5 separate regions of the Homo sapiens genome follow, and all the other regions are linked to region 5. Evidence: chromatin loops called from intact Hi-C (ENCODE). Cell type or tissue: PC-3. All regions are shown on one strand. Region 1 overlaps TRIM71 (tripartite motif containing 71). Region 2 has its middle 18 kb from the start of CCR4. Region 3 overlaps TRIM71 (tripartite motif containing 71). Region 4 has its middle 49 kb from the start of CCR4. Region 5 has its middle 36 kb from the start of TRIM71.

Region 1 (5,000 bases), 94 kb before region 5:
GATGAAGACAGCTAAACAACAGACTTTCAAGACATCCTTTTATTAGAAGGAGACAGCCTGATATTGGAAAGACATAGTCTTATATTGGAAGAAGATGCCATGTAGGACTTTCATAGCTACAGAAGTCAATGCCTGGCTTCAAAGCTTCAATGGACGGGCTGACTCTCTTGGTAGGGACTAATGTAGCTGGTGACTAAGTTGAAGCCAACAGTCATTGTCCATCCTGACAACCCTAGGCCCCTTAAGCATTATGCTAAATCTACCGTGCCTGTGCTCTACAAATGGAAAAACAAAGCCTGGATGACAGCATGTCTGTTTGTAGCATGGTTTGCGGAATTTTTAAAATTTTTATTTATTTATTCATTTATTTTTTTGAGACAGGGTTTCGCTCTTGTTGCCCAGGCTGGAGTGCAATGGTGCAATCTCAGCTCACTGCAACCTCCGCCTCTTGGGTTCCAGCAATTCTCCTGCTTCAGCCTCCCAAGTAGCTGGGATTACAGGCATGTGCCACCATGACCGGCTAATTTTTTGTATTTAGTAGAGAAGGGGTTTCTGTTTCTCTGTGTTAGTCAGGCTGGTCTCAAACTCCTCATCCCAGGTGATCCACCCGCCTCGGGCTCCCAAAGTGCTGGGATTACAGGCTTGCGCCACCATGCCAGGCCGGTTTGCGGAATATTTTAAACCCACTGTTCAGACCTACCGCTCAGAAAAAAAGATTCCCTTCAAAATATTACTGCTGATTGACAATGCACCTGGTCACCCAGAAGACTCTGCTAGAGATGCACAAGGACACGAAAGTTGTTTTCATGTCTGGTAACACAACATCCATTCTACAGCCCGTGGATCAAGAAGTAGTTTCAACTTTCAAGTCTTATTATTTAACAAATAAACTTCGTAAGGCGATAGCTACTACAGATAGTGATTCCTCTGATGGATCTGGACAAACTCATTTGTAATCCTTTTGCAAAAAATTTACCATTCCAGGTGCCATTAAGAACATGTGTGGTACTCACTTTGGCAGCACATATACTAAAACTGGAGATACTATAAAAGAGCATTCGTGATTCATAGGTAGAGGTCAAAATATCAACATTAATAGGATGTTTGAAGAAGCTGATCCCAACCCTAATGGGTGAACTCAAGGTCACTGATTAGGGTTGGGATCAACTTCTTGTAGCAGAAAGAAGTAGTGGAGGAAGTCACTGCAGATGTGGTGAAAATACAAAGAGAACTAGAATTAGAACTGGAGCTTGAAGATGTGACTGAATTGTTGCCATCTCATGAGAAAATTTGAAGGGATGAAGACTTGTGTCACATTTTAAGAAATTGTCAGGCTGGGCAAGGTAGCTGATGCCTTTAATCTCAGCGCCTTGGGAGGCCAAGGTGAAAGATCGCATGAAGCCAGGAGTTTGAGTGAGATCAGCCTAGACAACAAAGCGAGCCCCATCTCTACAAAAAATACAAAAATTAGCTGGGTGTGGTGGAGCATACCTGTAGTCCTAGCTACGTGGGAGGCCAAAGAAAGGGGATGGATTGCCTAAAAGCCCAGGAGTTTGAGAGAGATCCTGTCTCTTAAAAAAAAAAATGGCCAGGCGCGGTGGCTCACACCTGATATCCCAACACTTTGAAAAGCCGAGGCAGGTGGATCATCTGAGGTCAAGAGTTCGAGACCAGCCTGACCAACATGGTGAAACCCCGTCTCTACTAAAAAGACAAAAATTAGTCGGGAGTGGTGGCAGGCTCCTGTAACCCCAGCTACTCGGGAGGCTGAGGCAGGAGAATCACTTGAAACTGGGAGGCAAAGGTTGCAGTAAGCCAAGATTGCACCATTGCACTCCAGCCTGGGCGATAGAGCAAGACTTAAGGATGCTAAACACACACAAGTTATGGTTAAACAAAAACTTTCTAGGAAATCACAATCTATGTAGTGTACCTGGCTGTGGCGTTATAGATTAACAGACCTAAAATGCCTCTACCCAAAATGCCCCATGATCTAGTATTCAGATTAATGTTGGGCACACACTTTCAACTAACATTTGAATCATACCTCTAGGATTTATGCCTAGGTTCTCACCACTTACACAGCTGACTATATTTATTTTCCCCACACTCTTTTCTCCCCACAGAATTTCCAGTGAATTTCCATTTCTCTGAGATTTCACCATGTTAACCACTCATGATTTGTTGGTGCTCTCCTTAATAAGCCTCCAGCAAATTGTTACAACTCATTTTTTCTCCCCCATGGTGGCTTTTCCCACTAAGCACAGAGAGCACCAGCATTCTCTCAATAATGCTCCAACTGTTTTCAATCTCTTAAGAGAGTAAGAGGTTAATAAAATCATATCACAATCTAGGAGTTCAGACCTAGACACCAGTGGCTCTTTTTGTTTGTCTGTTTGTTTGTTTGAGATGGAGTCTCATTCGGTCGTCCAGGCTGGAGTGCAGTGGCACGATCTCGGCTCACTGCAACCTCTGCCTCCTGCATTCAAGCAATTCTCCTCCCTCAGCCTCCTGAGTACCTGGCATTACAGGTGCCTGCCACCATGCCTGGCTAATTTTTATATTTTTAGTAGAGACGGGGTTTCACCATGTTGGCCAGGCTGGTCTCGAACTCCTGACCTCAGGTGATCTACCCACCTCGGCCTCCCAAAGTGCTGGGATTACAGGTTTGAGCAACCGTGCCCTGCTGACACCAGTGGTTAAGTTCCTCAGGCGATGCCACAGTGTCGAGGGCACCGGTGTCGAGGAGACACCAGCAGGGTAAGGCATTTATTTGTCAAGGTCCCAACTGTCGTGGCATAAAATGAAAGACACAAACCACTTCATCCGCAGGGACAGATGCACTGATATACAACAGAATGATGCACAGGTGAAGACACTGACAAAGGAGAAGAGCAACACAGAGACACTCAAGGCATTTTAAAGACAATGAGCAATACTGGCATAACAATAACAGGATTAGTCATTCAAGAAAGTCTCTCAAACTTCCAATTTTATGATCTGAACATCATAAAATCTGACTCATCAGAAAAGATTGTTTCAGTATCATGCATGGGAATGTGATAGCGGCTGAGAAACTTATTAAATCAAATCCTCCCTCTTCTGTTAAGAGGCATGATCTCAATTCTTTAGCACTTTCAAAACGGATTTTTTTTGAAACAGAGTCTTAACTGTTGCCCAGGCTGGAGTGCACTGGCATAATCTTGGCTCACTGCAACCTCCACCTTTGGGGCTCAAGTGACCCTTCCACCTCAGCCCCACAAGTAGCTGGGATTACAGGCGAGTGTCACACCACACCCGGCTAATTTTGGTACTTTTTGTAGGGTTTCCCCATGTTGCCCAGGCTGGTCTCAAACTCTTGAGCTCAAGTGATCCACCACCTCGGCCTCCCAACGTGCTAGGATTACACAGGCGTGAGCCACTGAACCTGGCCAGAATCTTACTTTTAAAACAATTCACTTATATAAATATTCTAGAATGGTTCCTATGTAATTTCTCCTAGAGGGTGAACAATTTTTCTTCTCCTAGAGGGTGAACAACTTTTCTTGACTTTCAAAGTATCCTATAACACAGGGAAAAGTCACAATTTTCTGATTTCCTAAAACCTTGTCACCTGGATCAGACAAGATTTAATAGAAATTCAGGCACACTATCACCTATGTGAGAGAACCCTGCCAATTATCAAAGTTACACATGCCCCTCCCTAGCTGTTGATAGGAATTCAACAGAAACAACAGTTTCAATTACAGGGGATTCACCATCCAGGAAAGGACTGAAGACACCGAACCTCACATAACATTCTGCTCACTAATTTCTCACATATAAATAAGTAAATCTGTATCACAAAGGTCTCTGTCTAAAAAGCATTAGGCCGGGCATGGTGGCTCACGCCTGTAATCCCAGCATTTTGGGAGGCCGAGGCAGGTGGATCACCTGAGGTCAGGAGTTCGAGACCAACCTGGCCAGCAAGGTGAAACCCCGTCTCTACTAAAAATAGAAAAATTAGCTGGGAATGGCAGCGGGCGCCTGTAACCCCAGCTACTTGGGAGGCTGAGGCAGCAGAATCACTTGAACCTGAGAGGCGGAGGTTGCACTGAGCTGATATCCCACCACTACACTCCAGCCTGGGTGACAGAGTGAGACTCTTGTCTCAAAAACACAAATAAATAAAAGGCATTGGCTGGGCTCAGTAGCTCCCAGTACTTTGGGAGGCTGAGGCAGGTGTATCACCTGAGCTCAGGAGTTCAAAACCAGCCTGGCCAATGTGGTGAAACCCAATCTCTACTAAAAATACAAAAAATTAGCCGGGCGTGGTGGTGGGCGCCTGTAGTCCCAGCTACTCGGGAGGCTGAGGCAGGAGAATGGCGTGAACCTGGGAGGCGGAGCTTGCAGTGAGCCGAGATCGTGCCACTGCACTCCAGCCTGGGCAACAGAGTGAGACTCCGTCTCAAAAAAAAAAATTAGCCAGGTGCAGTGGTGCACGCCTGTAATCCTAGCTACTTGAGAGGCTGAGGGAGGAGAATCACTTGAATCCGGGAGGTGGAGGTTGTGGTTAGCCGAGATCACACAACTGCACTCCAGCCTGGGTGACAGGGCAAGACTCATCTCAAAAAATATGTTGTAGTAGTAGTAGTAGTAGTAGTAGTAGTAGTAGTAGTAGTAGTAATAAGCATTAAGCACCCAGCCTTTCTGCAGTCCTGGCTGGAAAGTGCCAATGTCCACTTTGATTTCGGGAGGTGGCTGGGTGGGACACGTGCAGGTGGTATGTTGGGGCCCAGGCTAGGTGCTTAGAAATCTGACCAGTAACTTTGGCCACATCCCTGACATCTTCACGAGACTGCCAGAACCCCTAAAGGGACCGCTGCTGCAGGGATGTCACCTGAGCTCATTTGGGTCACTATTCCACCCCCCACACTGGAATCTGCCCAATTGTCTGTCCATGCCACCCGACAGAAAGGGGGGCTCGATTCACGTGGGAACTGCAGAAGGGCAGGGAAGGC
Region 2 (5,000 bases), 150 kb before region 5:
AAGTTGAATTGTGAGATTTAAGAAAAATGTGAAATTTTTCACATTTCATTATGCAATATCAAAACCTCACTGTAAGAGTTTTTTGTTACTGTTGTAACAAACAACCACTACAAAATTCAGTGGCTTAAAGAACGTTAATTTACCATCTTACAGTCTGGCAGGCAGAAATCAGAAATCAGTTTCTCTGGGTGTTAGTAGGGCTGGTTCCTTCTAGAGGTTCTAGGGAAGAATCTGTTTCCTTGTCTTTTCCAGCTTCCAGTGGCCACCTACATTCCTTGGTTCATGGCCTCTTCCTCCGTCTTTAAAGCCAGCAATGTAGCATCTTCTCTCCTCTCTTAACTCATGCCTTCTTTTTACAAGGACCCTTGTTATTACACCTAACCCAGGTTCCTTTGGAATGTAGAGAAACACATTCACTGGTTCTGGGGATTAGAACATGGACACCCTTGGGGGCCATTATTCTGCCTACCGTATGGGATTCAGTAATGTCACACTGATCTCATCAGAAAATTCTTCCTGGCAAGTGGTCATATTCATGATAACAAATACAAATTTTCTTAAAGTATAATTTTTGCTTGAAAGCTCAAATTTTACCAGTGGCGACAAACATTATCAGTTGTTTCACTTGAAATCACAAGCTTATTTTATTTATTTTCAATAAAATATCTACCAAACACCTTGTTTAAAGAATCATAAAGGGGCCCGGTGCAGTGGCTCATGCCTGTAATCCCAACATTTTGAGAGGCCAAGGCAGGTGGATTGCTTGAGCCCAGGAGTTCAAGGCCAGCCTGGACAACATGGGAAAACTCCATCTCTACAAAAAATACAAAAATTAGCCAGGCGTCGTGGTGCATGCCTGTAGTCCCAGCTACTCAGGAGGCTGAAGAAGGAGGATCACTTGAGCCCTGGAGGCAGAGGCTGCAGTAAGCCAAGATCCCACCACTGTACTCCAGCCTGGGTGACAGAGCCAGACCCTATATCAAAAAAAAAAAAAAAGAAGAATCATATATGGTTTGTCATTTTTTCAAGCAAAATGGAGTTCCATGTGAATTCAAGGGTAGAGATAAAAAAATTACTTTTTCCTACTTTATCAAAGAGATTATTATCATTATTATTATATATATGTATTTTTTTGAGATGGAGTCTTGCTCTGTCGCTGGAGTGCAGTGGCGCGATCTTGGCTCACTGCAAGCTCCGCCTGCTGGGTTCACGCCGTTCTCCTGCCTCAGCCTCCCGAGTAGCTGGGACTACAGGCGCCCGCCACCACGCCCGTCTAATGCTTTGTATTTTTTAGTAGAGAGGGGTTTCACCGTGTTAGCCAGGATGGTCTTGATCTTCAGACCTCGTGATCCACCCGCCTCGGCCTCCCAAAGTGCTGGGATTACAGGCGTGAGCCACCGCTCCCGGCCTATTATCATTATTATTATTACAGACAAAGTCTTGCTCTGTCACCCAGGCTGAAGTGCAGTGGCACAATCATAGCTCACTGTAACCTTGAACTCCTGGGCTCAAAAGATCCTCCTGCCTCAACCTGCCAAATAGCTAAGGACTACAGGTGCGTGCCACCACACCCAGCTAATTTTTTTTTGAATTTATTTTTTATAGAGATGGGGTCTTGCTAGGTTGACCAGGATGGTCTTGAACTCCTGGTCTCAAGTGATTCTCCCGCCTCGGCCTCCCGAAGTTCTGGTATTATAGGTGTGAGCCACCGCACCTGGCCCTGCAAGGACATTATTAAGTGAAACTGGTTCTGGGAGTGCACAGCAGTGAAGAAAGTACATTTTTAAGTTCAGTTTGGTGGTTGTGCCTTGATTTGTCCAAAGATCCTCAGTGGTTTTGCCCGCCATCAGAGCAAATATCAACAGAGTGAAAAAGATAAAGTTATAGTATTATTAGGAATACAGTTTTGATATCATGGATACTCAGGAAGGGATCTCAGGGACCTCTTTCCCCCCATTCCCCCCAGGATCCATAGACCACACTTTGAAAATTGCTGTTTTAGGGAAATGAAACCTGCCAGCAGATGGCAGCAGGTACAGCAGCATTTTCCAATTTATATTGACCAGTATTTAGAAAATTGATTTCATGATAAATTTACAATTTTGCCTTTAAAACTCACAGACAACATTTCATTTCAGAAAATATTTTTAACTATATAAAAGAATTCCACAAAATAAATGCTACTTCAGCTCACAACTTAAATTATCCAAGAACTTTTTCTTTTCTTTTTTCTTTTTTTTTTTTTGAGACAAGAGTCTCGCTCTGTCACCCAGGCTGGAATGCAGTGGTGCGATCTTGGCTCACTGCAACCAACCTCCACCTCCCAGGTTCAAGCGATTCTCCTGCCCCAGCCTCCCAAGTAGCTGGGATTACAGGCACGCGCCACTACGCCCAGCTAATTTTTGTATTTTTAGCAGAGACAGGGTTTCACTATGTTGGTCAGGCTGGTCTCGAACTCTTGACCTCGTGATCCGCCTGCCTCGGCCTCCCAAAGTGCTGGGATTACAGACGTGAGCCACCGTGCCCAGCCTATCCAAGAACTTTTTCTTTCTCCCTTTCTTCCTTTCTTCCTTCCTTCCTTTCTTTTCTTTCTTTCTTTTTTTTTTTCAGAGTCTTGCTCTGTCACCCAGGCTGGAGTGCAGTGGTGCTTTCTTTCATGGCTTATTGCAGCCTTGACCTCCCAGGCTCAAGCAATTCCCCGACCTTTGACTCCCAAGTAGCTGGGACTACAGGCACATGCCACCATGCACAGCTAATTTCTTTTATTTTTGGTAGAGATAGGGTCTCACTAAGTTGCCCAGGCTGGTCTTAAACTCCTGGCCTCAAGCAATCCTCCCACTTTGTCCTCCCAAAGTGGTGAGATTACAGGTGTGAGCCACTGCACCAGGCCCCAATAACTTTTTCTTGAGACAACCATCATATTTCAGCGCAGTCAGGACATCACAGCTGCAGGTTCTGCATCCTCAAATTCAACCAAGAAAGAATGGAAAATATTTGAGAAAAAAATTTACAAATTAAAAATAAGCTAGGGGCAGTGGCTCACGCCTGTAATCCCAACACTTTGGGAGGCCGAAATGTGAGGATTGCTTTGGGAGGCTGAGGTGGGAGGATTGCTTGATGATGATAGGACTGTATACCTCGAAAACCCTAAAGACTTATGCAAAAGGCTCCTAGATCTAATAAATTCAATAAAGTCTCAGTTTACAAAATTAATGTACACAAATCAGTAGCACTACTGTATGCCAACGATGACCAAACTGAGAATCAAATCAAGAATTCAATCCCTTTTATAACAACTGAAAAAAAAAAAAAAAAAAAACCCAAAAACAATACCCTAGGAGTGTACTTAATCAAGGGAGGTGAAAGATCTCTACAAGGAAAACTACAAAACATGCTGAAAGAAATCATAGATGACACACAAAAAAATGGAAACATATGCCATGTTCATGGATGGGAAGGTAATATTGTGAAAATGACCATACTACCCAAAGCAAACTACAGATTTTATGCTATTCCTAACAAAATATCATCATCATTTCTCACAGAACTAGAAAAACAACCCTAAAGTTCGCATGAAACCAAAGAAGAGCCTGCATAGCCAAAGCAATCCTAAGCAAAAAGAACAAATGTGGAGGCATCACATTACTGGACTTCAAATTATACTACAAGACTGTAGACTACAGTACTGTAGTACCAGTACTACTGGGACTAGTATAAAAATAGGCACTTAGACCAATGGAACAGAATAGAGAACCCAGAAATAAAACCAAATACTTACAGCCAATTGATCTTCAACAAACCATACAAAAACATAAATTGGAGAAAGGATACCCTATTCAATAAATGGTGCTGGAAGGCCAGGCATGGTGAGTCATGCCTGTAACCCCAGCACTTTGATTACAGGCCGAGGTGGGCAGATCACAAGGTCAGGAGTTTGAGACCAGCCTAGCCAACATGGTGAAACCCCATCTCTACTAAAAACACAAAACTTAGCCAGGTATGGTGGTGGGCACCTGTAATCCCAGCTACTTGGGAGGCTGAGGCAGGAGAATTGCTTGAACCCGGGAGGCAGAGGTTGCAGTGAACCGAGATCGCGCCACTGCACTCTAGCCTGGGTGACAGAGCAAGACTCCATCTCTAAAATAAATAAATAAATAAATAAATAAATAAATAAATAAATAATGGTGCTGGGAAAACTGACAAGCCACATATAAAAGACTGAAACTGGAGGCCAGGCGCAGTGGCTCACACCTGTAATCCTAGCACTTTGGGAGGCTGAGGTGGGTGGATCGTGAGGTCAGGAGTTCAAGACCAGCCTGGCCAAGATGGTGAAATCCCAGCTCTACTAAAAAAATACAAAAAATCAGCTGGGCCCAGTGGCAGGTGCTTGTAATCTCAGTTATTTGGGACGCTGAGGCAGGAAAATCGCTTGAACTTGGAGGGTGGAGGTTGCAGTGAGCTGAGATCGTGCCACTGCACTCCAGCCTGGGCAACAGAGTGAGACTCCATCTCAAAAAAAAAAAAAAAAAAAGAGTGAAACTGGATCTCCATCTCTCGCCCTATACAAAAATCAACTCAAGATGTATAAAGACTTAAATCTAAGACCTGAAACCATAAAAATTCTGGAATATAACATTGGAAAACTTTTCTGGACATTGGCCTAGGCAAAGAATTCATGACTAACACCCCAAAAGCAAATGTGACAAAACCAAAAATAAATAAATGGGACCTATATTAATCCGTTTTCACACTGCTGATAAAGACATACCTAAGATAGAGCAATTTACAAAAGAAAGAGGTTTAATTGGACTTACAGTTCCACATGGCTGGGGAAGCCTAACAATTATGGCTGAAGGCAAGGAGGAGCAAGTCACGTCTTACATGAATGACAGCAGGCAAAAAGAGAGAGCTTGTGCAGGGGAACTCCTCTTTTTAAAACCATGAGATCTCATGACACTTATTCACTGTCATGAGAACAGCACAGGAAAGACTTGCCACCA
Region 3 (5,000 bases), 60 kb before region 5:
AGTTAAAGCTTCATTATTATCACAGGCTGCTTAAACCCACCAGGGCATCTGATAATAATACAGGTCTACCAATTTACAACTCAGGAGATATCATTTAAAATGAAATAGAAAAGTTATGATTGGCCAGGCTCGGTGGGTCACTGGTGAGACGCTCTCTACAAAATTTTTTAAAGTTAGCTAGGCATGGTGGAGAGTGCCTGTACTCCTAGCTACGCCAGAGGCTGAGGCAGAAGGATTGCTTGAGTCTGGGAGGCCGAGGCTCCGGTGAGCTGTGATCACGCCACTGCACTCTAGCCTGAGTGACAGGCCGAGACCCAGTCTCAGGGAAAGGGAATAAAAGTGAAGTTATGACTGACAATTGGGTAAAATGCCAATTCACAAAACAAAACAGTGTGCTGAGAACTCTGTTGTGACCTAAAATCCCCTCTTCCTCCTAGGGCAACATTTAAATCTGTTTCTCAAAGGGGCCACCAGCATTAGAATCCCCAGAGGTACTTGTTAAAGATGCAAATTTGAGCCCCACCCCAGTTTTAGAGAATCAGAATCTCCATGGGGTAGGGAGCCCCAGGGCTAACCAACTCCCAGGTCATTGTTAACCAGGGAAGGGCTGATTTACACAACCACACAAAATAACGACGACGCGAGAAAGCATGGGTAAGCACATAGTGGGCAGTCACTACAGATAATTTCCCCGTAAAATACTTCGGCTCTCATAGTTTTTAGGACACTTATTTTCTCTATAGTTCACATTAAAACATCTTGAGACTCTAACCAGAAAAAAGTGCGTTTATCTGGAGTTATTTGCATAACATTAAATCCAGCAGGATTTATGGAGCTCCTCCACAAAGGCAGGGTGGGCGGGCAGGGCCCAGATTAACCCTTGCCCACACCCTGGTTTGCTTTCTGGGCCGGCTCTGCACCTTCCCAGAAAGCAGCACGACAGGAAAGGAGCTCAGGGAGGTTCCCTCAGCTAATGGCCCTTGGGCGAAGACTCCTCCAGAATGTTACTTGTCCTTGGCTGGGCTGGAACAGAAAACCCAGCGGGTAACGGGATAAGCACGCAGGCGGGCATTAAGCCTGCTTCCCGGGGAAGATTAAACACAGTTAATTAAAACCCTGCAGAATGGGAGGCACGGGGATTAGCTGGCAGGGAAAGGGAGGGGGACCTGCTAGCAGGAGAGGTGATGCCTGCCCAGATTTCCTTCCCAGAGCTCTTTTGCCACTAATAAAGATTAAATGTGCTAAGCACAACTGGGCCATCCACTCCATTTTCACAGATCCCAGTATCCCTTACTTCGAGGCCCCTGGGTAAGCCTGTCCCAAGAGCTGGGCAAACCAAGAAATAAGCTTACTGGGGAGTTACTGCTATGCCTTAGAACTCTGGTTGATGAGAAAAGGGATCCTGGTGAGTTGGGGGGAGTGTCCTGAGGTGCAAATCAAGATCAACCCTCAATTACCATTACCTTCACATTTCTCCCACCCCCTGCTACCATGCAGGCCAGATCTTGGGGGGTGAAAGTAGCAGGAAGCAGAGGGCTCCCTTGGAGGGTGAGGCCCTGCCCCTCTTGTATTTCTCAACAAAGGCATGACTTGACCAATTCAGTCAAACCTAGTCCCAGCACCCTGGAAGCCCTTGCCCAATCACAATGTTCCAGGCCTATACCCAGCTGGAGGGGCTGTGGCCAACACCCCGATAATCCTATAAATAGTCCCACCCCCGCCCTCCAATTACAGAAGACCAAGGGAATCACCATCAAAAAGCATTTATTAAGCACCTAAGACTCATAGGGGCTTGGCCCTGCCCTGAGAGAGGGTCATTTATGACCATTAAGGCCAGAGTAAGGCAGGCTCCCAGAGGCCCATAAAACTCCCAGGGAAGGAAGTGGGGATTAACCACTTCCTCTCACCTCTCAAGAAGGGGTTTCAAGATGTACCAAATTGCAGAACAGAGGGTTCTTGGGTGGGGGTGGGGAGATGGGGATCAGAAGAGCCTACACCTGGCTAAGGCCTGTCTGTATAAGGGGACATGAATAACCCTGGGGTTTCTCAAATCACTTTGATTTTTACAGAGGAGAGCTTTGTAGTCCTCACTGCCCCGACTTCTCTGTGAGGCACATGCTGGCAAGACTCTGCACCCGCCCCTTGGCACGGGTCTGGACTCTATCCAGGAAGGGACAGAGCATACATGGGGATTATATGCATATTTGACAAGTGCTATGCTGGTACAATGGCTTAATTCTTTTACCTAACTCAGCAGTCTGATTTCTTGGATCAAAACCTGTCTATCCTGGACAATTTACAACCCCATCATACTCAATTTTTACTGAAATTTTTTTCAGGAACTCTCACCCAAATCTAAGAAAAGCAGCTTACAAAGAAGACAAACACAGGCAAGCTTGAGTCATGAAAGGAGAGCAGCATGCGGGATGGGACTTCCTGGATTGAGACCATGGTTTGGCTCTGAGCTTCCTGGGAGTCAAAGCAAAATGACCAACAATAAATAATTATGCCATTATCAAACTAACAGTTTTCAAAACGGACAATGTTTTCCCAGCAGTAAATCTAGACAGTGATGGAATCTGCAAATTCCCCTCCTCAGCATATGAGGACCAGCACTGAGAGTTTCCTTTCTCTTCTCCCTTCTCTCCCTGCTGAGCTGTGGGGAAATCCCTGCTGAAATTACAGGGGCAATCTTTATGGTGCTAGAGCAAAGCAGGTAGAGACAGGTGCTCAGAAGCGAGTGGAGTTGTTCCTAGGTGTATGGCGTGAGTTCCAAGAACTGCACCCTGGCTGAGCACTGTGGCACATGCATTTTGGGAGGCCGGGGATCACTTGAGTACAGAAGTTTCAGACTAGCCTGGGCAACATGGCAAGACTCCTGTCACTACAGAAATTTTTAAAATAGAAGTAAATATTAAAATAAATTAAAAAGGAAGCTTCCTGGTAAGTCCTGGGGGTCCAAGTTAGGTGAAGTCCCACAAACCTCTTGAAAAAGGAAACAATAAACTTTAGAACGTTTCATCAGTAGAGAAGCCACCACGTTAAGCCAAAGAATGTACGGCACTAAACTTATTAACCAATCCCTGCCTCTGGGGCTTTTTCTTTTGGGGGGTGGGGGTTGGCGGTGGGCCTCACTCGTGGCCCACGCTGGAGTGCAGTGAAGTACAGTGGCGTAATCTTGCTTCACTGCACACGCCACCACGCCCAGCTAACTTTTGTATTTTTTTTGTAGAGACAGGGTTTTGCCGTGTTGCCCAGGCTGGTCTCCTGAGCTCAAGTGATCCAACCACCTTGGCCTCCCAAAGTGCTGGGATTAGAGGCGTGAGCCACCTCACTAGGTAAAGATACCTAGTATTCTTTACGCAGTTTCTCCTAATGGTAACATCTCCCAAAACAATAGTATAATATCACACTCAGGGTACTATCGATACAATCAGGGCACACATTTCCCCTGTGCCTGGCTCCTTGGGTTTGTTTTTTGTTTTGTTTTTTGAGACAGAGTCTCGCTCTGTCGCCCAGGCTGGAGTGCAGTGGCGCGATCTCAGCTCACTGCAAGCTCCGCCTCCCGGGTTTATGCCATTCTCCTGCCTCAGCTTCCCGAGTAGCTAGGACTACAGGCGACCGCCACCACGCCCGGCTAATTTTTTGTTTTTTAGTACAGATGGGGTTTCACCAGGTTAGCCAGGATGGTCTCGATCTCCTGACCTCATGGTCCACCCACCTCGGCCTCCCAAAGTGCTGGGATTACAGGCGTGAGCCACTGCGCCCAGCCAGGCTTTTTTAAATGAGGAAGGGATAGAATCTTTAGTTTGTGGATAAGATAAAAGCTGGCTCACTTAGACCAGCCCGGGGTGACTGAGAAGGGAGGCCACCACTCAGGGCCAGAAGCATGCCCCCTTGCACCCCCAGCTGAGCCCTGAAAGCTCCCCAGCAGCAGAGTCGCAAGGCTTCACCAGTGTTAGCCACTTGGGCCAAGGTGATCAACATTCCAGGAGGCAGCCATTCCTGCTGAACAAAGAGCCCAGGGAGGAATTCCTCCTGCCCCAAGCATGTGGGTTGGGGGTGGTATCCAAACAAAACTGGACAGAAGAAAGCAGCCCCAGCAAGGGGCCCTAAGGAAGCCTACCCCCACTGCATGCCCTGTCGGAGGAATGGAGAAAACTCAAGGGAAAGTCTCCAGCACAGATTACAATTGGACCTTATAAACACAGAAGGCAATTTCGGGGCTTTGTCTCTAAACATAATGGAGTAAAGTTCAGGAGAGAGCAATCTCTATAGGAAATAGGCCAAAACCTCTGAATTTAATCATTAACTTTATCTCGAGGGTCTTTGTATTCATGTTATGTACTGGCTTTTACTGTAACCAGTGCAAACATTTTACTGTCCTTCAAAGCACAGAATGCGGGGTTTGTTGGCCTATTTAAAAGAGTGCCTACATCAACATGAGATGATTCTAGGGAGATTCCAATCAGAGATCCCCAGCAAAAAGGACCTTTGGAAGGGAAGGGGGGTGGGGAAAAGGAATTGGTGAATGCAAACTTTTCTCCCTCCCTGTGCTGGTGCACTCTTCCACTGACAATACAGTGGGTACATCTTCAGATGAGCAGGAGATGAACAACTCCTGTTTTGGAGGAGGCTTGCAGAGGCCTTGGGAAAGACATTTTGAGGCAGACTTACAAAGCAGCAAGGTTCTCTCTTGCTCTGAAGGGCAGAGGTGGCAAGTTTTTAAACTGGAGCGTTTGAATTAACTCTGTAAACATTAGTTGAACATTTGCTTTGTAGATACAGTTCTAATCGCCAGTAGAGTCCTCAGCAAAGTGCTTCCCAGTTTTTCAAACACCCAGCTCCTCAAAAGCACTCAGGTCTTTCTTCTGGGACCACTGCAAGTGGCTCTTCTACCCTCTTCCCCGGGCAGCACCCCACCTTCAATGCCCTTACCCAATTCCAGCCCAGCAACCTCTGACTTGCCAGCAGATCCACGTATGAGGGAAGAATTAGAC
Region 4 (5,000 bases), 120 kb before region 5:
GGTTAATTTTAAAATAATTTAAAAATTATAGAAGAGTTGCAGAAATAGTATAAAGGATTTCAATATCCCACTTATCCCGATTTACCAGTTTTTAACATTTTGCCATATATGCTTCATCACTGTCTTCTTTTCTCTCTCCTTCCTTCTCTCTTCCTGTATATCTATATATACTTTTTTTCTTAATCACTTGAGAGTAGGATGCATTCATCATGCTCTTTTAAATCTTCATAAAAAGATCTTACATAACCATTAAATACATCAAATTTAGGAAATTTAATATTGACACAACACATATCTAATCTACTGTTCATTTTCCAGTTGTAAATTTTTTTTTTTTTTTTGAGACACAGTCTTGCTTTGTCGCCCAGGCTCAATGGAGTGCAGTGGCACCATCTCAGCTGACTGCAAGCCTCGGCTGCCGGGTTCACGCCATTCTCCTGCCTCAGCCTCTCAAGCAGCTGGGACTACAGGCGCTCACCACGCCCGGCTAATTTTTTGTATTTTTAGTAGAGACGGGGTTTCACCGTGTTAATCAGAATGGTCTCAATCTCCTGACCTCGTGATCCACCCGCCTCGGCCTCCCAAAGTGCTGGGATTACAGGCATGAGCCTCCGCGCCTGGCCATAAATGGTTCTTTTAGCAAGATTATGTACAGTATTGCACTGGTTGCCATGTCCTTTTTGTCTTTTTTCTCTCTCTTTGGTCTTTTTAAATCTGGAACTTTGTTTTATTGACAATGATAGTTTAACAATAAAGACCAATCATTTTGTAAAAATGATAACATTCTTGTGTCCGGAATCGGCGGGTTCTTGGTCTCACTGACTTTAACAATGAAGCCGCAGACCCTCGCGGTGAGTGTTACAGCTCTTAAGATGGTGAGTCTGGAGTCTGTCCCTTCTGATATTTAGATGTGTTTGGAGTTTGTTCTTTCTGGTGGGTTTGTGGTCTCACTGGTTCAGGAGTGAAGCTGCAGACCTTTGCGGTGAGCGTTACAGCTCTTGAGGTACCGCGTCTGGACTTGTTCATTCCTCCTGGGGGGGCTCGTGGTCTTGCTGGGCTCAAGAGTGAAGTTGCAGATCTTCACAGTGAATGTTACAGCTCATAAAAGCAGCGTGGACCCAAAAAGCGAGCAGTAGCAATATTTATTGCAAAGAGCAAAAGAACAAACCTTCCACACTGTGGAAGGTGACCCAAGCAGCCTGCTTTTATTCTCTTATCTGGCCCCACCCACATCCTGCTGATTGGTAGAGCCGAGTGGCCTGTTTTGTCAGGGCACTGATTGGTGCGTTTACAATCCCTGAGCTAGATACAAAGGTTCTCCACATCCCCATCAGATTAGTTAGATACAGAGTTTCCACACACAGGTTCTCCAAGGCCCCACCAGAGCAGCTAGATACAGAGTGTCGATTGGTGCATTCACAAACCTTGAGCTAAACACAGGGTGCTGATTGGTGTGTTTACAAACCTTGAGCTAGATACAGAGTGCCAATTGGTGTATTTACAATCCCTGAGTTAGACATAAAGGTTCTCCAAGGCCCCACCAGAGCAGCTAGATACAGAGTGTCGATTGGTGCACTCACAGGGTGCTGATTGGTGTATTTACAATCCCTGAGCTAGACATAAATGTTCTCCAAGGCCCCACCAGAGCAGCTAGATACAGAGTGTCGATTGGTGCACTCACAAACCTTGAGCTAAACACAGGGTGCTGATTGGTGTATTTACAATCCCTGAGCTAGACATAAAGGTTCTCCACGTCCCCACCAGGGCAGCTAGATACAGAGTGCCGATTGGTGCATTCACAAACCTTGAGCTAAACACAGGGTGCTGATTGGTGTGTTTACAATCCCTGAGCTGGATATAAAGACTTTCCACGTCCCCACCAGACTCAGGAGCCCAGCTGGCTTCACCCAGTGGATCCCGCAGGGGGTTGCTGCAGGTGGAGCTGCCTGCAGGTGGAGCTGCCTGCCAGTCCCGCGCCATGCGCTCGCACTCCTCAGCTCTTGGGCGGTCGATGGGACTGGGCGCCGTGGAGCAGGGGGCGGCATTCGTCGGGGAAGCTCGGGCTGCACAGGAACCCATGGAGGCGGGGGAAGGCTCAGGCATGGCGGGCTGCAGTCCCGAGGCCTGCCCCGTGAGAAAGCAGCTAAGGCCCGGCGAGAAATTGAGCGCAGCGCCTGTGGGCCGGCACTGCTGGGGTACCCAGTACACCCTCCGCAGCCGCTGGCCCGGGTGCTAAGCCCCTCACTGCCCGGGGCGGGCAGGGCCGGCGGGCCGCTCCGAGTGCGGGGCCCGCCAAGCCCACGCCCACCCAGAACTCCAGCTGGCCCGCAAGCGCTGCTCGCAGCCCTGGTTCCTGCTCGCGCCTCTCCCTCCACACCTCCTTGCAAGCTGAGGGAGCCGGCTCTGGCCTTGGCCAGCCCAGAAAGGGGCTCCCACAGTGCAGCGGCGGGCCGAAGGGCTCCTCAAGTGCCGCCAAAGTGGGAACCCAGGCAGAGGAGGCGCCAAGAGCAAGCGAGGGCTCTGAGGACTGCCAGCACGCTGTCACCTCTCATTTTGACAGGTTAAGCATGTATTACAATCTCATGGATAATGACCATGAAACTAACGAGACATTCGTTTCTGTCTCCTTTAGGAAGCCAAGTTGGCTTTTCTGCCCTGATGGTGCTTGTTGTGTTGGTTATGTGATTGTGTTTTTGTCAAAATTCACAGAACCATGTTCTAAAATGTGTGAAATTTATTGTGTGTAAAGTATACCTAGACCAAAAAAATGCTAGTCTCTAAAAGTTGAATTGTCTGAATATTCCACCAGAGTATATGCTTCCAGTGTTTTATTCTAGTCCTCATTAATTAAATTTTAAAAATTTGGATTGTTGCTTGGGAGACATGAAAGTCTTTTTTTTTTTTTTTTTTTTTTTTTTTTTTCAGACGTTGTCTCACTGTCACCCAGGCTGGAGTCCAGTGGCGCCATCTAGGCTCACTGCAACCTCCGCCTTGCAGATTCAAGCAATTCTCCTGCCTCAGCCTCCTGAGTAGCTGGGATTACATGCATGTGCCAGCCACCACACCTAGGTAATTTTTTTGTATTTTTAGTAGAGACAGGGTTTCACCATGTTCGTCAAGCTGGTCTTGAACTCCTGACCTCAGGTGATCCACCCACCTGGGTCTCCCAAAGTGCTGGGATTACAGGTGTGAGCCACCACGCCGGGCCAGATTCCCGGCCTGAAATGCATTTTTAAAGTCTATTGCTATATACTTAGGGACAAAGATGGTTGTTAAAGGTAGAGAAAACAAAACATTCAACATGTCTTGAGGAAAAGGAAGTGTTGGTGGGGGTGAGGTGGGGGCAGTTGCTTGTCTGTCCTGGAAAGGCAATTTCTTACCGCTTCATACCCATTTTATACCCATTCCATTCTTTCTAGAAACACAGATTTCTGTCCTCATTGTTTTCATATTTGTCTCCTATTGTCATGTTTTATGAGCAAGTCATAAAGGGAGGAAGAGGGAAAACAAAGTTCTGAGGCTTTCTTAATCTACTTGCTCAACCTGCATTTTTAGTAACCATAAAGAAATTGGTTGGGCTCACTTTTACAGCTTCCTCTTCTAGCAAGAAGTCCCACCACATGCCATCCACCTAGCCACTTAATGCTCGTCGAACAAGTCAAATCTATAGCAAATATGTAGTCTTGTTTTGTACTTTTTTTCAAATGTTATGTAAAAGGTATACTGTAAAATCATACTAGAACTTCTTTCACCCAATGATTTTTAGATGTACCTACACACATGTAGCGTCCCCATTCACTTTAACTTGCACTGAATAAATATATCAAATGTACTCTTCTATCTCCCCACTGACAAGATACTTGGCATTACGTACTCCAGACAACCAGGCAGCGACTGTTTTAAGTCTTCTTATGCTGTTGTTTGTGCTAGAATTTCTCCACAGCATATTTTGGAGGTGAAATTACTGGATCCGTGTGTATGTGTACATCTTCACCTTTACTAGGTATTGACAAATTCCCCTGCAAACAGGTTGTACTCCTTTTCACTCCCACCAGCTGTGTAGGACAGTTCCCATTTCTCACCAACAGTTGCTATAATTAGACTTTCCTATTTCTATCCAAAGGATGAGTATAACATTGTATCTTATTGTTGCTTTGGTCTGTATTTCCCTGAGTTCTAGGGTAGTTGAGCTCGGTAAATAACTTAACCCCACCCTTTGCCTCGTTGTTTTTAATTGGGGTATGTTTTCCTTATTGTAGTTCTTTAAATATTCTGGATGGCAATCCTTTATTAGTTATACCTTTATATTCTCCCATTCTGAGGCTTATGCTTTCGCTTCTTTAATATTGTTGTTTTTCAAGTTTCAATTTTTGTAAGTTAAAAATTGATATATAGTAGTTGGACATATTTTGGGGGTCCATATGAGTTTTGAAACTTGTATAACATGTGATTATCAAATCAGTGTACTTCGGATATCCATCGCCTCAAATATTTATCTTTGTGCTAGGAACAATACAAATCTTTTATTTTGAAATTTACAATAAATTATTGACAATTTCCCTACTGTACTTCATTGAACTAATTTTTAAAACATAAAAAACACACAACAAGTGTATACATTTTTATCACATGTGCATTCCTGGTTGCCTGGCGTGCTGCTCTTGTGTCAGCCTCTCCCAGATCCAGGCTGATGACACTTCCTGCCATCAGGAATACTAGGATACTGCCTGTGGTCATGGGAGGTGAAGAGAGATCTAACAGTTCACTTAGATGCAGTGAAATACAGCCATCCCTCGGCACCACGGGAGATTGCTTTCAGGACCGCCCGCAGCTACCAGTGGAGCGCATGCTCCATTCGGCCGCTCCGTGGAACCCGCACATACTCCACGCAGCCACTCGTCTGTGGAACACAAGTATTCCATATGGTCTGTGGAACCCGTGGATACAAATTCAGCCCTCCACATAGGTCAGTTTCACATCCCACAAATGTTTTCCATCCC
Region 5 (5,000 bases):
ACAAAATTAGCCGGGCATGGTGTCACATGCCTGTAATCCCAGACACTTGGGAGGCTGAGGCAGGAGAATCGCTTGAACCTGGGAGGCAGAGGTTGCAGTGAGCCAAGATCGTGCCATTGCACTCCAGCCTGGGCAACGAAAGCAAGACTCCGTCTCAAAAAAAAAAGAAAAAAAAAAAAAAGTTCAGTAGGCCAGGGGTGGTGGCTGATGCCTGTAATCCCAGCACTCTGGGAGGCTTGAGGCCTTTGGGAGGCTGAGGCGGGTGGATCACCTGAGGTCAGGAGTTCGAGACCAGCCTGGCCAACATGGTGAAACCCGGTCTCTACTAAAAATACAAAATTAAGGCCGGGCACGGTGGCTCATGCCTGTCATCTCAGCATGACTTTGGGAGACTGAGGCAAGTGAATTGCCTGAGCTCAGGAGTTCCACACCAGCCTGGGCAACATGGTGAAACCCAGTCTCTACTAATATACAAAAAATTAGCTGGGCGTGGCAGTGTGTGCCTGCAGTCCCAGCTAGTCGGGAGGCTGAGGCAGGAGAATTGCTTGAGCCCGGGAGGTGGAGGTTGCATTGAGCTGAGATCGCACCACTGTACTTCCAGCCTGGGCGACAGAGCGAGACTCTGTCTCTAAAAAAAAAATGAGGCCAGTCGTGGTGGCTCACGCCTGTAATCCCAGCACTTTGGGAGGCTGAGGCAGGCGGATCACCTGAGGTCAGGAGTTCGAGACCACCCTGGTCAACATAGTGAAACCCCATCTCTACCAAAAATACAAAAATTAGCCAGGTGTGGTGGTGCGCGCCTGTAATCCCAGCTACTCGGGAGACTGAGGCAGGAGAATCGTTTGAACCCCGGAGGTGGAGGTTGCAGTGAGCTGAGATTGCGCCATTGCACTCCAGCTTGGGCAACAAAAATGAAACTCCGTCTCAAAAAAAAAAAAAAAAAATTAGCCTGCCGTGGTGGCACATGCCTGTAGTCCCAGCTACTCAGGAGGCTGAGGCAGGAGAATCACTTGAAGTCAGGAGGCAGAGGTTGCAGAGAGCTGAGATCGTCCACCGCACTCCAGCGTGGGTGACAGAAGGAGACCCGTCTCCAAAAAAAAAAAAAAATTCAGTAAAAAAAGATAGATAGATGCATACATACAGGTTTGTGTGTGTGTGTTTGTGTGTGTGTGTGTGTGTGAGAGAGAGAGAGAGAGAGGAAGCATGCTAGAGTAAATGCTGGCAAAGAATCAGTTGGTGGATTTAGGACATAAAGTTTCATTAAGCGACTTTTCCATCCTTTTTTTTTGAGACAGATTCTTGCTCAGTCGCCCAGGCTGGAGTGCAAATGTGTGATCTCGGCTAACTGCAACCTCTGCCTCTGGGGTTCAAGCAATTCTCCTGTCTCAGACTCCTGAGTGGCTGGGATTACAGGCACCCACCATCATGCCCAGCTACTTTTTGTATTTTTGTAGAGATGAGGTTTCGCCATGTTGGCCAGGCTGGTCTTGAACTCCTGATCTCAGGTGATTCGCCAACCTCGGCCTCCCAAAGTGTTGGGATTACAGGCGTGAGCCACCGGGCCCGGACATCCATCTTTTCTACATACTTAATATTTTTCAAAATTAAAGATTGGGGGAAAATAAGGTGAATATTCAGAAATGCAATTCATTGTGCTTTCTAGAGAACTGATAGCAAATAAATAGGGAATCATCTTCCCCTATCCTCAAAATAATACATAACACACATCATACTGTATGGGGAGCGGATGTCACAACCTTGAAGGCCCTCCCATGGAAACCACAGAACCATCAGGGCCCAGGCCTGAGACTTTCCTGGCCTAACTCAAATTGCAGACAGCTCGCTCCAGCACAAGAGACTCTCCACAGTGTGACGGAACTCTTCCTTGTATTGATATGGAACATGGCCCCTATTATTCAGGCACGGCCCCTATTATCCAGGCACATGAAGCAGCTTCCTATCCCTTTGTATCTGCCCACCTGAAATGACACCTCCTCCATGGAGCCTGGTTTGAATTATTGGGTCTTTGTTGTTTGTCAGTTTGGCTTGGGGCTCTTGAGCCTAGGACTATGTTGTCATCTCCTCTTTTCTGCCCTGTACACTGGGCAAGTTATCTTGCCTAGAGCAGGCAGCTGGAAGGGGTTTAAAAAAATATGATTGAGGCCGGCAGGGCGCAGTGGTTTAGGCCTGTAATCCCAGCACTTTGGGAGGCCGAGGAGGGTGGGTCACCTGAGGTCAGGAGTTCGAGACCAGCCTGGCCAACATGGTGGAAACTCCGTCTCCACTAAAAACACAAAAATTAGCTAGGTGTAGTGGCGCACGACTGTAATCCCAGGTACTCAGGAGGCTGAGGCAGGAGAATCGCTTGAACCCAGGAGGCAGAGGTTGCAGTGAGCCAAGATCGCGCCACTACACTCCAGCCTGGGCGACAAAGCGAGACTCTGTCTCAAAAAACAACAACAACAACAATAACAACAACGAAAAATAAGACAAAAAAGGTATCCGCCCTTTCCCTTCACTCACAAATAAAGTAGTGAAACAAATAATTAAATACTGAGACAGAATAAAATTAAATAATGGGGAAAACAGAATTAATGAAGTAAAATTAATGAAGTAAAACCATAAACCAAATAAAATATTGAAGTGAAATAAGTGAAATAAAATAAAATGAAATAAATAAAAATAAAAGAAATAAAATAAGTCACATGAAACGGAGTTAATGAAGCAAGCTCCGCGGTGGCAGAAGGAGACGTGCGGGTACCTGCCGGCCGGGCTTCGGCGTTTCCGCGGCGCTCTGGGCCCCGGATGTGGGCCACAGCTGAGGGTCAGCTGGAGGGCGGGTGGGGCTCCTCGCCGAAGTGCCCCTGGGCTTGACAGCGTTCCCCGCCCTTCTGGGGCCTGCTGCGCCGACCGTGCCGCCGGTAGGTGGTGCTCTGGGTCCCGAGCCTCGCGCTGCGCCCGCGATTAAGTCCGCCCGGCGCCGCCGCGCCGGCCGCTGGGTCAGTCCGCGCATTTGCGCTCCGGGCGCCTGTGCTCAAGAGAGGGACCCCGGTGGCCCCTCAACTCTGGGTTGTGTCTTCTTCCGTAAAACGTGCATGAAATACCCTTACCCCTTCGGCCCCGCCACCTGCGGTCGCTTGGATGCCACTGAAGACGAACCACGTAATGGGTAGTTTGGAGCCCCTAGTGTCACGCCAAACACAGCGTGTTCGCCACAGGACATAAATGTGACGCTGTAGTGGGGCATGGCTCAGCCAACGCCGTGCCCTTCCTCGCTGGAACAGAGGTTGTTCCAGATACAACTCTCTTTGTCAAGTGTCTCAAGTATGGAGTAAAAAATGTTCACCTGCCCGGCTCCCCAGGGGAAAGGCTATCCATTCAGAAAGTAGCTATTTGTGGCTTTAACCGGGATGAAATAAATGACGGCAGAGGACGTTTGAAGGCGGCCCCGGCCCGAGGACAGAAGTCCCCGGCCAGCCGTGCTGGGGTGGGGGAGGGCCGAGGGTGGGGACGGGGATCTGGGGCCGCTCACATGCAAATGCGCCGGGACAATCCGGCCGGGCGCCTCTGCGCCTCCGGGAGGCCGAGGCAGGAACAAAGCATTAGCATTTTCTACATGTGAAAGGCCTGCATTCCTGGGCGGGGAGGCCCCCGGGGCGCCGCCCCCCTCTTCCCATTCACACTCGGGACCACACAGAGCGCCTCTCGCGCCAAAAGCTCCGAGGTTCGTTTCAGCTTTTCTTTTCATCCGAGCGATGCATACGAAATGTAGATATTTCCCTAAACGCCGGCTTTGACATTTAATGCGATCCTAAGTAGTCTGAAATGTGGACGGGATTAGGAGGAGGCTGGGGGCCCACAGGGACACTTGGCCAAATCCCCCTAAATCCTCCAGGACAATTGTTTGTCACCACACGGATTCCTATTGCCCCAAATGAGGGGGCTAATGAACTTCGCTGCCTCCTCCCGTCGCAGCCCCACTCCCACCCTGGAGCCTGCATTTCTGCCCAGTCCTTTCTAGGAAGAAAGGGAAGATGAATTTTTAAATTGCAAGTTTTCTGCATGGGTTTGGTTACTTTAGTCCAGGCCAAGTTGACTTGGAGGATTGACTTTGACCAGTAACTAACCCACCCGTCCCGGGCTACTATTTAACTCTCACTCCATAAAGGCGCAGAGGTCAAGGATGCTGAGGCCCTGTGAATCTTGGGCTTATGTTAATAGGCCTTCACCACCTTGAAAGAAGTAGGCCCTGGGTGTCGTTGCCAGGCCTAGAAAGGACATGTCACCAAAAATTCTGTTTAGCAGGCTTTATTGTTCACCTAGAACAATCCACACACTGTATAATGCACAGCCTGTCTTCAAAGGTACTTACAATCCAGTAGGGGAAAGAAAATGGTCAACAAAGAACACGTCATGAAAGACATGCGCTTGCAGATTTGCCTAGTTACTATGGGGCTGAAACAAAAAAGCTTCTGGGACCAGAGCATGCCCTCAGTAAGCATGTGTGAAATGAAGAGTGGGGGCATAAGAGGAAATCCCTTGGAGGAGGATAGGGCTATGGAGAGGCAGTGTGGGATGCCCAGGATGTTGACACATTAAAACTGGAAGGGAGAAAATTTTAGGCAGCAGAAGAGACTGAAGCAAAGCTCTGAGGGTAGGAAATGGTGACTCCTTTTAGGGGATGGCAGAGAATCCAGTGGTGGAACAAATGGGGCATAAGGGAGGGATTAATAGTAGCTAAACTGGGTGTGGTGGCTCATGCCTGTAATTCCAGCACTTTGGGAGGTGGGAGGATCACTTGAGGCCACGAGTTTGAGACCAGCCTGGGCAACATAGTGAGACATTGTCTCTGCTTTAAAAAAAGAAAAAGGCTAAGTAGGAAGGGCAGAAAGAGACCTTCAGGTATCCCTGAAGCAACCCCTAGGCAGGAGCCAGAGCTGTGCTATAGGAAGTTACAGGCTGTGGTGAGGAAGAAAGGGTGGGAGAAGGAATCTGAGGCA

Evidence for each region. A loop is a pair of places that touch in the nucleus more often than their neighbours do. Peaks named below come from ENCODE experiments on the same cell type or tissue, not always from the same donor. Only the 100,000 strongest peaks of a DNase experiment are listed, where the experiment ranks them.
Region 1: a loop joins it to region 5, with 6 times the contacts of the local background. A loop is called at or near these places in 2 of 110 quality-filtered maps.
Region 2: it touches region 5 in a loop (6-fold over the local background); 13 of 110 quality-filtered maps call a loop at or near these places.
Region 3: it touches region 5 in a loop (4-fold over the local background); 2 of 110 quality-filtered maps call a loop at or near these places.
Region 4: it touches region 5 in a loop (16-fold over the local background); 5 of 110 quality-filtered maps call a loop at or near these places.

The regions. Positions count from the first base shown.
Region 1 is chr3:32,873,990-32,878,989 of GRCh38, reverse strand. All of the region lies in intron 2 of TRIM71 (tripartite motif containing 71), which reads right to left. Among named protein-coding and RNA genes, the nearest start is that of TRIM71, 58 kb to the right of the region's middle. In PC-3, no CTCF peak of the experiment used is centred here; a DNase peak (open chromatin) is centred at 2,909; H3K27ac peaks cover 1,343 bases.
Region 2 is chr3:32,931,359-32,936,358 of GRCh38, reverse strand. No RefSeq gene overlaps it. Among named protein-coding and RNA genes, the nearest start is that of CCR4, 18 kb to the left of the region's middle. In PC-3, CTCF peaks have their summits at 2,005 (motif pointing right) and 2,012 (motif pointing right); no DNase peak of the experiment used is centred here.
Region 3 is chr3:32,839,737-32,844,736 of GRCh38, reverse strand. The region is part of intron 1 of TRIM71 (tripartite motif containing 71); the gene reads right to left. Among named protein-coding and RNA genes, the nearest start is that of TRIM71, 24 kb to the right of the region's middle. RefSeq lists an enhancer at 476-1,071. In PC-3, no CTCF peak of the experiment used is centred here; a DNase peak (open chromatin) is centred at 2,396; H3K27ac peaks cover 2,255 bases.
Region 4 is chr3:32,900,163-32,905,162 of GRCh38, reverse strand. No RefSeq gene overlaps it. Among named protein-coding and RNA genes, the nearest start is that of CCR4, 49 kb to the left of the region's middle. RefSeq lists silencers at 1,821-1,980, 2,004-2,159, 2,201-2,280. In PC-3, CTCF peaks have their summits at 1,955 (motif pointing right) and 2,960; a DNase peak (open chromatin) is centred at 1,902; H3K4me3 peaks cover 962 bases.
Region 5 is chr3:32,779,572-32,784,571 of GRCh38, reverse strand. No RefSeq gene overlaps it. Among named protein-coding and RNA genes, the nearest start is that of TRIM71, 36 kb to the left of the region's middle. RefSeq lists enhancers at 2,712-2,791, 2,556-3,275, 3,212-3,291, 3,276-3,997, 3,998-4,718 and a silencer at 2,892-2,971. In PC-3, a CTCF peak has its summit at 2,947 (motif pointing right); DNase peaks (open chromatin) are centred at 2,901 and 3,571; H3K4me3 peaks cover 1,704 bases; H3K27ac peaks cover 642 bases.